Regions from separate parts of the Homo sapiens genome. Here region 1 is linked to region 2. A link is a contact called in ENCODE Hi-C data. All regions are on one chromosome and are shown on one strand. Each heading gives the region's core, a stretch centred on a gene start or an enhancer-like site at or near the end of the contact. The rest is flanking DNA. Distances are from core to core; before and after follow the strand shown. Region 1 overlaps FPGT-TNNI3K (FPGT-TNNI3K readthrough). Region 2 holds the start of TNNI3K (TNNI3 interacting kinase).

Region 1 (7,074 bases), core at 2,970-5,469, 130 kb before region 2:
GGAAATGTTAAACTTGGAGGAGCTGCAGATTGGTGAGTTAGAAAATAGCTGAAATGGAGGCTTCTTTATGTTCAGCCTCTCCCAGACATAAGGTTACTTAAAATAAATCTAATCTGACATAGGCTATGCCCTCCTCCCTAACCCCTGAAAGAATGATAGTAACAGAAACACAGGTTTACCTTTAGGCACAATATATTATACAATAATGAAAACTGAATAAGAAAAGGGGTACCTCCTCCAGGCTGAGAATATTCATTACAGGGCAATTCATCTTGTGGTCTCTTATAATGCTTCAGGAGTGTGACAATGGCATCATGCCCTTTATGAAAAGATACAAAGAACAAAGAGTCCTAAATTTTGTTTAAGTTATTCAGTCTACTCTCAAATCCAAAAATTATTGGAAGTAGCTTACAACATAGGACAAATCATAAGAGGTAATGTATTGCAATAGAAATTTAGTTCATTCATTCTTTGGTTCAAAATGATTTCTTAAGACTACCATATGCGAAGCACTATGTCAGGCACTCTACTGGGAATGGGTACTGGTGATGCAGTGAACAAAGTGACTATGGTCTTACCCTTAAGAAGCTTACAATGTAGTTGAACAAATAATCAGAAAAATGATGAGGATTTCTAAATAAGGCAATACTAAGTACTATGGGAATATATAATAAGGGCACTATTAAAAGGGCAAAAAGTACATACAGTAATCAGGAAAGAGAGATGTATTTGCTGTGATTGAGCGTACATTTGATTCAGTATTGTAGTATTATGCAGCACTAAGATAATTTACATAGGTTTTTAGAGACAGCTGGCTGCCTGCCAATATTTGTACTCCTCTTTCACAGGGTGATTTTGTCACTGGGAATGGCTGCCCACCCAGTGACATTTTCCTATGTACCTTGCATCCAACTGTGGCCTTGCGACATATTTTCATGAAGGGAATATGAGCAAAAGTGAAGTAACTTCCAGGTCTGTGCCTTAAGAAACAGGTGAGCCTTCTCTACTCTTCCCATTTGCTGGCTAGATGCAGAAGGCTCTGAAGCTCTGAGGGTTGGAAGAAAGCCATCCACTGACCAGAAATGCCCACCCTGAAGTGCTATATGAGAAATACTTTTCTATTATAACACCACCAACAATCTAGTGTTTACTAGTTACACTAGGGGCTTATGATTGTGAAGGATAAAAAATGCCAAATGATCCTCTGAGTAATGCAATGTTTTTCAATAAAATTAAACTTCAATACTATTTTAATGCGTTCACTATAAAAATAATCTATGAAGCTAATTTACAAAAGAGAAAAACAGCCAACCTTAAAGATGTTGCCATAGGATTTGTGAAATACAACAGAGCTTATTGTAAAACTGGTAAATTTAAGGAATTGAAAAAGCATAAATACTTATCCATCACAAAGGATCTGTAGTTAACATGGGTTAAGCATACATCTAGCTTATGTAGAGAGTATATGCTGAGATTTGCTTGCCTTTCAAATCTTCCCTTCCGCAAAAACTTTAAATGAACAGTGCATTCAAGATCATGAGGTGGAAAAATCATGGTATTTACAAACACGAAAAGCTTTTCCAAAGGTAACAAGGCTAAGATTCTTCGAGGAAAAAAAAAAAAAGCATTGTGATTACAATTGCTAAAACTGGTAGCAAAACTTAAATCTACATAGTTAAAAACTAGTGTCTATTTTCTTATCATCTCCAGCTTTCTATTCATGACTGGTGGATCTCTAATTTTCTCAAATCATAGGAATAAGTTATAATGAAATAACGTGGGGGGCAGTCCCATTGGCATTCTTTCTTTGGACTGCAGCGAGCTCACGATCAGGGAAACCTTAAGACTAATTTAAGGACATTAGCCAACAAACTAATTTCTAGGGGAAGCACCTAATAGGCAGAGAGAATAGATAATGTAGTAGTCCCAAGATGGGAGCAAACATAACATGTTTAGAGAATGAAAAAAGGCCAGTGTGGCTACACAAGCAAGGATGAGAGTGGTATCAGATTTGGTTGGAGAGGTAGGCAAGTGTACTTCATGTGGAGTAGTGCTTCTCAAATTTTTTTACTATGTATAAGAATCACTTGAAGTGCAAGTTCAAACAGATTCCCAAGCCCTGTCCCAATAGATCACAATTGAAAAAGTCTGTAGTAGGGGCTGAGTGTTGTGTTTCTAACAAGGTCCCAGGTGATGCTCATCAGCAATCTGCACTTTGACTGCGACTGATGTAGAGCTTTACAGGTGAGGATAAGGAGATGAGATTTTCGTGTAGGGTAGGCGAGATGGGGAGCCCCTGAAGCATTTTAATTAGTTAAAGGATATGATCTGTTTTACTTTTTAAAAAGATCGTCATCTACAGGTTAGAAACGATAATCCACCCTTGTAAGATTGTTGTAAAGATTAACTAAGATGATGTATGTAATATGCCTTACAGTTCTAACACATCAGTGTGCATTTTGGGTCTTGTCACTGCTTTTACACTTTACTTTTTGCCCCAAGAATTGTAGGTGAACTTGGAAACTCCTTTTTGGAATTTCAGACGAATCTTCTAAATACCAGTGTATTCATTTTCTATTGCTGCTATTGCTAGTTATGACAAACATAGTGACTTGAGCAATACAAATTTATTATCTTATAATTCTGGAGGTCAAAAGTTCAACATGGTTTTCTCTGAGCTGAAATCAAGGTGTCAGCAGGACTGCATTTCTTTCTAGAGGCCTTAGGAGATAATTGGTTTCCTTGACTTTTCCAAGTTTTATAGGCCACCCACATTCCTTGGCTTGTAGCCCCCTTCCTATTGCTTCAAAGCCAGCAATGGTTGGCTTAGTCCTCATATCATATTGCTCTGACCTCTGCTTCTGCCCCCCTTTTCCATATTACAATGAGCCCACTGGGATAATCCAGGATAATCTATCTCTTAAAGTCAGCTAAATAACAACCTTGATTCTTCCCCATGTAAGGCAGCCTACTTACAGTTCCAACAAACAGGACCTGAACATCTTTGGGGGTGGCGGGGGGCATTACTCTACCTCCTTGATTCTTCCCCATGTAAGGCAGCCTGCTTACAGTTCCAGTGAACAGGAACTGAACATCTTTGAGGGGGCATTACTCTACCTACCACATCCAGTTTCATGAATATTTCAGTGTGCTTGTGCCTTGCTTGTGTGTTGGTGCTGCCTGCTGTTGAGCATTTTCTTTTCTAGCTTTGGTGGCCATTTTAACCTCAGGATAAAAGTAGTACTAAAGACCAAAAATTCCTTTGGAATTAAAATTTGGCTGAGTGTCTTGACTCATACCCCAGTGTTTTGTGGGGCTGAGGTGGAGGGATTGTTTGAGGCCAGGAGTTGAAGACCAGGCTGGGCAACATAGCATGACCCCTATTTCTAAAAAAAATTTTTTTTTAAATTAGTGGGGCATGGTAGCATCTGCCTGTAGTCCCAGCTACTGGGTAGCCTGAGGTGGGAGAATCACTTGAACCCAGGAGTTTAAGATTGTAGTGAGCTACAATCACACCATTGCACTCCAGCCTGGGCTAGACCTGGGTGAGACCCTGTCTCTAAAATAATAATAATAATAATAATAATAATAATAATAATAATACCCCTCATCTGTTCCTTGCTAGAGTCACAGATTCTAAGGTTTTTTTTTATTTTTTATTTATTTTTTCCTCCCTTCACACTGTCTAATCCCACATTAATAGGACCTATAGTGCTTTTGGAATCTTCCTTTTACTTAATTTGGTCTTCAAGTGTTTGGGCCCAGGAAAAACACAAAAACAAAAACTTTTTCTTATTTCTGTTTTTCCTAGGAGACACTTCTTGGGGGAATAAAAACAACCCAAACCCCTACATTTACCCAAGCACAACAAAGCTTAATTCACAGAGCCCACCTTCCAGTCTATCTCAGCCCCTATATAGAATTGACATCGGCTGACAGATGAGAGGGCCTCATGCTTTCCCCAATGAAGCAGAAAGTTGCATCCTGAATCCTGAGCGCCTGTGTGAGTTAGTGATCACACCCTTGATGTTACCTTTCATTTCAACAGCTCTCTTGGCTCCACTTGCTCTGAGCAGTTTTCATTTCCTGCCAGCACAGTGGCACAATTTGCTGGCATTTTCTTTGGGATGCTTTTCATCAAGAGCCTAATGAGTGCCTGGGTTCTGGCTGATGATAAGCATGAGGCTGCCAGGAAAATGCCAAGAGGCCCCCTCAGCTCTGGAAGGCATCTCTGCCTGATTTCCCCCCTCATGCTAACTGTGGGCTAAGGCACCCACGTATGGGAAATTTTCCATGACTACAACTGCTCTGACAAGCCACTAAAGTACATGGAAAGAAACCCAAAACCCACTAAAGCCCAGCTCCTGGACACTTGGCCACAAGGAGTTAGGCAGAAAAATAAACCTTAATGGAGCTCACTAAATGGACGTGTTAAGCCAAACTCCTGATAATGGATACACCCAGATAACCAAGGCACACTAATGGAATACCTCCAGAGATAATCAAACTTCCACTAATTAAATAAAATGTTTTCCTATATTTAAGAATTTACTATCTACACCCAAGCATTTTACCAAAATAGAAGGTCGCTATGTTATTAGCCTAATGCAACTCTAATGATGATCTGCACTTTTAGAGTATTATTCACTGGAGCACCTGAGGGTTTTGGCAAATGTGATTCTTCTCCCAGCTTGAAATCTCTTTCATTTCCTGCTCCTCACTCTTTCAGTCCTGTGTGTATTCTCCAAATTCAGTGCTTTCCCTTTAATTTGTCTATTTGTGTTCCTTTACTTCTTATATTTGGTGTGATTTCTCCCCCTGTTAAATCCTCTTTGCTTTCAACTTTCTTAATAGTTATTTTAAAACCTAGGTTTTGTTTAAGATGACAAGTCAATCCAAGAGACTGTTACAAAGACAGTTTAATATCTACATCATAGTCATATATACAATAGATGCTTTATAATTATTCAAGAAGGGAAGTACAATTTATCTCCCTATAAGGTTGTCTCTCTGTCCCCCACAATTTTAACTTAAAAACAATGAAAGCTGATTCTAATCTCTTGCTCTGAGAATATTTTAAGAACTAGATCTGGAGATTAGTGGTAAATGACACCAGTACTAAGATCTCCATGATTTGGTGACTCAGAGACCCTTTGGGTTCACGGCTGTATAGAGAACATGGAGATTTAGTCTCAGTTACAGAAGGAATTCTCATTGACCTCATGTCTCACATGCTCAGGTCATCAAAGGAACAGACTAGGCCTTACTTTATACCTGGCCCAAATAATCAAACTTTCACAGTAATGATAAATATTAGGCTTTGTTCAATATTTTAATATATCCCCTTCCCATTATGTTAAAAACTCACTTTCCAGAAGCATTGAAAAGTGGAATCAGAGGGTGGCTTTGGACAATTGCCCTTCAATGGCTCACCTTCCTCCTGACCACCCTGGTCCCATACACTGTTCATTATTAGATCAGAGGCGACAAAAATTTCTGGCTTGCTACATCTTCTCATCACTTAAATATGAAAGATGTCCTAATTTTATATCACAGAGAGGGAACTCACATCCCCTTTGACCCATTATTCTTGTTCCTTAATCAGCAGGCCCCAGTAAGGATGTCACTGGTCCTTTACCTTAAGAGAAGAATCCACAGGCATGAATGCTTTTGCCAAGATATTTTTATATCCAAACTAAATTATTTAGCTATCCTTCCTTTTTCTCTTTTTCTCATTCTGCTTTCCTTTCTCTTTCCTTTTCTTCCTCAAATATTCATTGTGCACCTATGAGGGGCCAGCTCCAATAACACCTTCCCAGAGAGACCTTCCCCTTCCATGATTACTCAATTTTAGATAGTATCCTTGAATTTTGTGTTCACCATTGCATTTCCTTCTTATTTTATTCATAGTACTTATTGTTAACCCATATTTTCTATTTGCTTTCTTGCTTGCAGCCTGTGTCTTCAAGTTAAAAATGCAAACTCCCTAAGATCAGGGAGGTATTATCTGTTTTACTGTTCCTAGCACAGTGTCTGTCACACATTAGGTTGGCAATACATTTTTGTTGAACGAATGAATGATACTAGGTATGAGTGAGAGGGTTGAAAAAGAAATATTATTTACTTTTATATTCAATGCTATCTAGTGGAAAAAATTACATAAATATAATTTCACTCAAATTTTATTTAGCCAAGCTCTAGGAAGAAAAGGTACATGATGTGAATGTGTATAATGGTGAATCTTACAACAGTCTGGAAGAGTCAGGATAGTTGAGACTGTCTTTTAAGCTCAACTTGAAAGATGAGGACAAACTCATTAAGCAAAAAGGTAGGAGAAAAGCATTCCAACCAGAAGAAAATTTTTGCAGTTCCAATGCATGGAAAGAGGAGCTTTAGAACATATTTTAAAATATTTTGCCTGTTTATTTGAATATTAGGACTGTGCAGTTAATAAGGAACCTATGATATTTACAGAAATAGTTACAGAGACAACAGAAAAGTGACAGTTAGTATTTCTTAGAATATCAACTCACCAGATGCCATGTAGCAGAACATGGAAAAGAATGTTGTCTAAAATATTTTCTTCCTGTCTCTCTTACTGATTTCAACAAGCATGAATATCTATTAGGAGTCATCCACTGAATTCAAATTTTTGGAAGACAATGAATTAAAGGCCCAAATGCTTGCTCTCAAGAAGTTTACAATTTGGTAAGAGAAGAGAGTGTTTCAGTATAAAGTGGTAAACACAGAGAAAGAGATGTGCACATAACAAAATAAAATATAAAGAAAGGATGTATGTGCTAGGCTGGAATGTCAGGGAAGACTTTCTAGAAATATTCAATAAGACTAGGAGACTTCCATAAACTAAGTCTTGAAGACCAAGTGGCAATCAGAAATTTAAAGAATGGGGTGACATGGAGAGGACAGAGAGGACATAAAGGCAGATTGGACTGCCATGTAAAAGTCTTGGAAACATGAAATAACATGACATATGTAAGGATGAATGAGCAGTTTTATACTATCCCTATTATGTGAAGTGACACGGCCTCACAGGGTTATTATGTGGATTTGATG
Region 2 (7,540 bases), core at 4,363-6,862:
GGGAATTGAGTACATGGACACAGGAAGGGGAACATCACACACGGGGGCCTGTTGTGGGGTGTGGGGAGGGGGAGGGATAGCATTAGGAGATATACCTAATGTTAAATGACGAGTTAATGGGTGCAGCACACCAACATGGCACATGTATACATATGTAACTAACCTGCATGTTGTGCACATGTACCCTAAAACTTAAAGTATAATAAAAAAAAAAAGAAAAAGAAAAAGAAAAATTATAACTTTTCTGGAGTATTCTCATGGTTTTAAATTTCATATTATAGATTAAGCAGATACAAATTTGGCTTGACAATGAAATTAGCAAAACATAGTCTTAAAATTTATTATGATAAAAACTATTGAAACAAAATAATTTAATTGAAAACATTTGAAGTCACATGTGGAGAGCCATCACTTCCATAGTTTTTTCAAAAAGGTTGTATAATATTCATAACCAAGATTATGAATATGATACATTTTGAAATCAAATAAAGATGGATGCAATCCTAGGTAAATCATACAAATTGTTTAATCTAGTTCAAGCCAGTTTAATTTGATTAGCCTCATTTTCTCCAGGTATAACATGGCAATTGCAACACTTACTTCAGAGGGTTGTTAACATAAACAATAATGATTAAGTGTTAACTAACATTTTTGAGGGTTTGCCATGTGCCAGACACTGTGCTAAAGCACTTTACATATACACCATTAGGATTATATAAGCTGATGCACAAAAAGATACGTAGAAGCATTTCTGGCATATGGTAAGCCCTAAGTTATTAGTTTGTTTTACAAATAAGTACAAATATAAATAAGGCTAAATAAGAAAAAAAGCTGCCTTTAATGAACACATATACTAGTGGGGAGATAGACCTATAAATGGATAAAAACAACACCATGTAGTAAGTGCTGTTATGTTGATAAAGATTAGAGGCAGCACAGAGGAGGATATAATCAGACAATGGTACTCTAAGGTGCCCTTTCTGTCTTTCTTTCTCCTCCTGCCTTCTCTTTTTCTTCATTTCTTCCTGTCACCAATCCATTACCTAAACAAATGTCCAAAGTTATGAGTGAATGCAACTTTATAGCAGAAGATGAAAGAACATTCCATTTCCATTTCCCCTCTCTCCCACATCAAGCTCCCATTCCAAAGCTGCTATAAATTGGCATAAGCAGGATAACTATTTAGCTCTTTCTGTCTTACATTTAGCACTATATTGCTGTTTATTATGTTGTGGGTAAAAGCTATGCCAGGAAGATTGTGTATTCGAGCTGATAGAGCAATGGTGTATTATGTGGTGAAAAATCTCTTATAATGAATGAAATTAGCATCTACCGGGAATGCCATAAAGAAATTGGTTAGCAAATGAAAAACTGTTTACATCAGTGATCCTTTACGTTTCATGCTAGTTTAAATGTTCCTTTTTGGGCATTGTATACAGTCTCCTTGCTATCTAAATGTTTAGAGAAAGGCTGATGTCAGGCAACATAACATAATTGTTTATCACAGGAATGCTCTTTATAAGACAAATGAATAAGGGTGAGTAATGAGATTCTAACATTTATTTAGCACCTATAATGCTCTAGATACTCATTTAAATGTCATTTCATACAGTGTTAGGTTTGATCTTCCCAACTACCTTTAAAATTTTGTGAATGAGTGAGTAAGACAATTTACATTCTCAGCACACTATTCTTTTCTTTCTTTCATCCATCATTTTATTCCAAAGAAAAGAAAATCCTTAGAACTCTGCCCTGGAAGCAATTCACTTTTTTCTCCCAGATTATGCTCTCTACCTTGACGAAATCAGACAAAAGCAGATTATTCTGTTTTTGCTTGCTTGTTTTTGATTCTCTTGACTCTCTTTAGACCACACCAGTTGCTTACTTTCTGTTCCCATATTCCTCATCCCTTCACTAATATCACCTCAGGCAAAGAGTTCTCAGTGCAATTTGGATATCTTTCTAGAAGTATAGTTTTCAAACTTTAGAAGTATCATTTTTATTATGCATAGTTTTATCTGGGGAGCTTGTTAAACATTCAGGTTATTGGAAGACATCTCCAGAGATTCTGATTCACATGATAAAGGGTGGAGTCATGGAATCGAAAATTTTAGCAAGTACTACAGTCTCCATCTCCATTAACATAAGAGGCCCCTAGTTCTTGCAGAAACATCATTCTAGACTGGATAATCCTCTCCTCAGCTTCCTTATCATCACATTCTGTAGCTTCTTTAATGTCATCAGCATCAGGCTATTGGTCTTTCTCTCCAAAAATGTCTCACCATTATCCTCAGTAAATTTGATAGCCATTTTGATTAGCCTTCTAATACTCTAGTCTCAAAATTCTTCAAATCCCTTTCAATCAAAATCATTAAAAGCTATATTTCAGATTTCGGCATCTTCCTAAATTGTGCTAATACTTTACATTTTTAATTTTGAAATCATCCTCTTCATAAAAACTTTCACTCTTTCTAACTTTTAATAAGCTATTTGTTACTCTCACTTTATGATAAGTCTTCTATCCTTCAAACTGTCCTTATTTATCCAATCAATCATGATAATAGAAATTTCCAACTACTCAATGCTTACTATGGGTTGGGCCCTGTACTTAGTATTTAATTTACCTCATTTTGAAAATATCCTGTGAGGTGATTATTATTCACCTCATTTTATAGATGAAAATGAGGATTAAGGAGATTAAAAAACATATCCATGGATATACAGCTTATAAATAGAAGAAGCTGTATTTAAAACCATGTTTGTATGACTCCAAAATTCTTACATTGATTCACATAGCTTTCTTACTCAAGTCAGATAATATGGTGAAGACATTATTTTTTCTCACTTTTCCTAAACTTTCTATGGTACTCATTCATTCTTGCCTACACACCTTTACTTAACTATGCTTTTTATCTACAATGATTCCAAAAATCAATGAATAAATCAGGACCTAAATCTTGTTTTTGTAAGCAGGGTATGGTAGGAAGAGCGCTATCTATGGAGTCAGGCAGACCTTGACACAAATCACATTCCAGAATTTACTGACCATGTGACTTGACAACTCCCACTGCCTTGTCTCTAATCCTTAGTTTATCATCCACCGGAGTTAATATTATTCGGCACACATGAAATGACAACAATCTACATATGACTATAGATTAAATAATGTCTTGTATTTGATGTATCCAGAACAACACTTGAATACGAGCTGGCACTCAACAAATTCTGGACTGTAAGCTCCCTGACACAGATTCCTGCATCTCACCCCCAATGCTAATCAGAAAAAAGAAGGTCACATTTGTTGCATTTAGTAGAAACACAGGAAAAGTCCATTATAGCAGTTGTCAAAACAGCTTGTAGTTGTCGATGTGGTATCAGAAAGAACCTACATTTTAAATCCATTGTTAATCCTAATATTCAGGTTTGGATACATCTAGTTTAAGCTAGCCTTCACCTATGTGCTCAATACTTTCTAAATTAAAAAATAATACTAAATAACTGAGGCTTTGACCTTTAAAAGTTGAGGAAAATCTCTTCAATGTAATCATATTTCATTTAGCATATTTATTTAAGTCAATAAGAGCTAGATGTTTATGATTAATTTCTATATTCATACTTTTCCAACAAAACAAATACATATTTATAATTCTACTGTACTAACATGCCAGTCATATTTCTACAGGAATTTCAAATGTAGTTCCATATCTCAACATGTGATACTACTTGCAAAAGTCAGATCAGTGGTATCTCATCACAAGTGTCAGTGTTGAGTTCATCATCCTGGGCCAAACTATAAAGAGAACCAACTACTTTTTGAACCATAAGTTGAACACTTGTGAAAGCCTTGTTACATCCATTGACGAATTTCATATAAACTATATTATACATGGGTGATTTTATTTGCCAATTATGTGATATTTATATGTTTACTATATCTAAAATTTTATTTTAAAGATGTGTCATTTGGTCATTGCTTTACACTTGTTTTCTAAGTAAAATAGAGGGAGTTCTTTGCCATGAGTGCATTACATAACACAGCTATAAATGAACATGGCTAATTGGCCTATATGGAACTTTTCCTTAGTCAGGCAGGTAACTTTCTTGACCCTCTAATGGGCATCTAGTTTCTCAATGTCAGATTCAATTTAACCAGAAGGCTTTTTGTGTATATAAGGGTCTTGCTCCTCTTTTCTGAACATTTTGTGTCTTCCAAGGTTGTGACACTTAGATTATTTTTCTCTTGTTATCATGGAACAAAATCTACTGAAATCCTGAAGGCAATATTATATGTTGTTATATGATTGTTCAGGGGCAGAATGATACTCAGTTCCATTAAGGGACAGCCTTTCAATGTCAAGAGACCAGAGGGTTTGTTAAAATTGGACTTACCGTCATAGTTCAAAGAGAACAATGTGGCCAATATGCGACCACTATGTGGGAAGAAAAATCTTGCTTTTCATTGCCGGCATGGTTTACAAGAATGATCTAATTCCTGAGAAGATTACTGAGATCAACAATAGCTTGCATTCAAAGGCTAGCCTTTAGGTTTTTATTTTTAAACTTTAATGATGGCAGATTACAATTTATATTTTAAGGAGGTGAGATGTTATGTTTGCATTTTGAGAGCTATATGAGTGGTCAAAGAGAGATAATCTGACATCCTAAGGCTTAGAACATGACTGCTTATGTCTGAGGTTCTACGGGTTTAAAAAATATACAGATACTTTAAAAAATAAGGTGAATACTGAAGACACTTATACAAAGAAATAATGACTCTTACAACTTTACCCAAATATATTCCTTAGTTCTGTCAGTTCTTTTTCCTTGATCTGCAGGTCATCTTCTAATCTTTCTATTGTGATAACATATGATTCACTGACTTTTTTCTTCCATTCATCTAGTAAAGAAGAACAAATGAGATTGATTCATAGTTGTGTTTTGCAAAATGTAGACACAGATCATAACATACAAGTAATCAAAACTGTTTTTTATTCTAGATTCTACAATACTTAATTTAAATTACTGATTGTGTGTTTAAAATGCAGATGTTTATATTTAAAATGCAATCATATTGAATTGTAGTAATGAAGAACCCATTCGATATTGGATAATATATTTACATAGAAAAATATATTTGACTTATTTCATTTGATTTTATTGCATTTTAATTATAGCAATCTCTAGTTGCAAGACGGTTTTTAGTTTTTAAATACTAGATACTTAAGATATAATTCTAAAATCCCTACATTCAGCAATATTCCAAATTTTTTTCTGTAACATTATACCAAGGAACTAAAATAATATTTTTGTAAGAAATTTCTTGTTTCCTATAAAGATCTTCAGAAAAAAATAATTTGAGTTCAGATAGTTTTTCAAAGACTTTCACAAAACATGCTGCCTTATCTTCCGTATACAAATTAACACATATTCCAATGAGTTGTTAGTTATCAGTAACTATAATTGAACCATATTACACTTAAGGAAATAAGAATAATTAGAATAATTACCAGTACAAGTTTGGGTTGGTCTAGATTTATAATTTCCCATTTATTATAAGTTTCTTCCTTTCTCCAGGGCAGTTCTTCAAGTTATAAGATTCCAAGTTCAAGTGCAGTGACAGTCCAGTTGAAAAATACTTTGATAGTCTGGCTAAAAATAAGCCCAACTGCCAAATGGAATGTCATGCAACAATGATAAAGAACAAAATCGTGTGTGCTTTCGAGGGTGAAATCATAAAGGGAACTAATCAGTCTGTTTAAAAGAACTGTATCAAAAATAAATAGCAAATGTTTCAATAGGATTATTTGCTTCCATCAATTATCTACCCATACATACTTTCATGGACCATTTATTTAACAGATAAATCTAGAAAATGATTCAGTTACATCCGAAGTTCACAAAAGAGCTGTTAAAACTACATAGACCTGTTTTCAAGATCATTTTCTCCTAAGCCAAAATAATGGCAGTTGGTAAAGAGTGGTAATAGAATGTGTCTACATACATAAATAAATAATAAAAATTCATTACCTCTAGCATATAACTAATAGAAATGAATGCAGGTTTGGCCTGTATAAGAGCTACATAATTATGTTTGTATGAAGAAATTCTCAACATAGACCAAGATTTATACTATTGTGGATTATTCCGACCATAAGAATCATAGATCAGAATGTAAAACATTAAGTTCTACAAATAGCAATTCGTAAAATAATAAATGACAAGAACAGTAAGATTAAGAATAAGAAAATTGAGCATTTGCTATGTGTCAGACCCTAGTTTACATGCTTTACATATATCTCATTATTTAATCTCATACATACAGTGCTGCTAGGTAGATATTATTCACAAATTATGGATGAGAAAACACAAAGTTACTAGTAAGTTGGAAGTCTGGAATCAGTTCTGACCATGTGACTCTAATATCCAAGCTAGATATTATTGATTTGTCTTCCAGAATTTCTCTTTCATGCACCTTCCATTTACTTTATTAGGACATTTCTCTTTGTATGCATATTGTATGCCTATTTCTACTGATATAAAGAACCCAGTCTATGATGGAGAATAAATGGGAAACCCAGAAAGAAAACATTAAATTTTTCACTATATATTTATTTCAGATAATCTTCTTATACCTAGAAAGTATAAATTTTAATCTTCAGATTCACATCCAGAGGATATAGCTTTAACTTAACAGATACAGATTTCATATTTTCTATAGTTAAATGTTCAAACAACTCTCTTTTTGAATAAATGATTAGACAAAGTTAGGACTCACCATATATTTTTGCTCAGCAAAAGTAATAGAAGTTTCAGAGGTAAGGCTTCCAGACTGATGAGATATAGTTGGCGCATCAGGTGTCTGGCTTCATAGACACTTTTTGTCCTCATCTGGACATATTCTCCTTTTCCCTTCTTATCAGTACATGCCTACCACAGCTGTTGATACTTGCTATACTGCAGTGGCATCTGGTTACCTTGGTCCATACACTCTACATTCTCCTTGTTTGAAAACCAGACATCTTCAGTTCCACCAGCTTTCTCTAAGCACTTCTGTGACCCCCATTTTCTCAGTTTGGAAAGTCTTTGTTTTGTCCAGGGACCTTCCTGCTTAATCTCTTCTTCCTTATCTTGAAGACCATACTGGATAGCTTTCTTTAAAAGACTTGCAATCTCCCAGGGCTACACTTTAGGAAATAATGCACCAGCTCTTTCTCCTCTCAGAGTTTCTTAAAATAATCATGGTTTCTATACTCTGAATCCAGAAGGACAAAGATGGGAGCCTTCTAGAGGACAACTAAATATATTTTTCTTGATCTCTTTTCTTATTTCTAATATCTCGGATCTTCCATCCGTGTGTGTGTGTGTACATGTATGTTTTCCACATATGGAGGAAAAATTAGCTCTTACATCATCTTCCACTGTGTTTCTAATTTCCTGCTTGGGACACAAGTCTGATGTACTGCTTTTTAGAATTTTTCCTTTTGATTTTCAAGAATACTTTTATTCTCTTAAAAAGCCTAGGTTTTACAAATGAAAGCTT

The links. A loop is a pair of places that touch in the nucleus more often than their neighbours do. Pooled maps may share reads with other maps.
Region 1: a loop to region 2 is called in a map of cardiac septum, with 3 times the contacts of the local background. The contact joins the enhancer-like site here to the promoter of TNNI3K in region 2. A Hi-C loop is called at or near these places in 5 of 168 maps with a recorded cell type or tissue (PC-3, Right ventricle myocardium inferior, cardiac septum and 2 more) and 1 of 50 pooled maps.

What each region holds. Positions count from the first base shown.
Region 1 is chr1:74,360,501-74,367,574 of GRCh38, reverse strand. FPGT-TNNI3K (FPGT-TNNI3K readthrough) reads right to left here. Exons shown (of 27, transcript NM_001112808.3): 14 at 233-319. It overlaps TNNI3K (TNNI3 interacting kinase), which reads right to left. Exons shown (of 25, transcript NM_015978.3): 12 at 233-319. Among named protein-coding and RNA genes, the nearest start is that of TNNI3K, 130 kb to the right of the region's middle. Within about 2 kb of position 4,219, at least 3 of the 41 ENCODE cell types and tissues checked have a DNase peak (open chromatin) inside an H3K27ac peak, as active enhancers do; they include heart right ventricle, where a contact is called at or near this core.
Region 2 is chr1:74,233,459-74,240,998 of GRCh38, reverse strand. TNNI3K (TNNI3 interacting kinase) reads right to left here and starts at 5,612. Exons shown (of 25, transcript NM_015978.3): 1 at 5,508-5,612; 2 at 4,789-4,897. The coding sequence starts at 5,547. It overlaps FPGT-TNNI3K (FPGT-TNNI3K readthrough), which reads right to left. Exons shown (of 27, transcript NM_001112808.3): 4 at 4,789-4,897.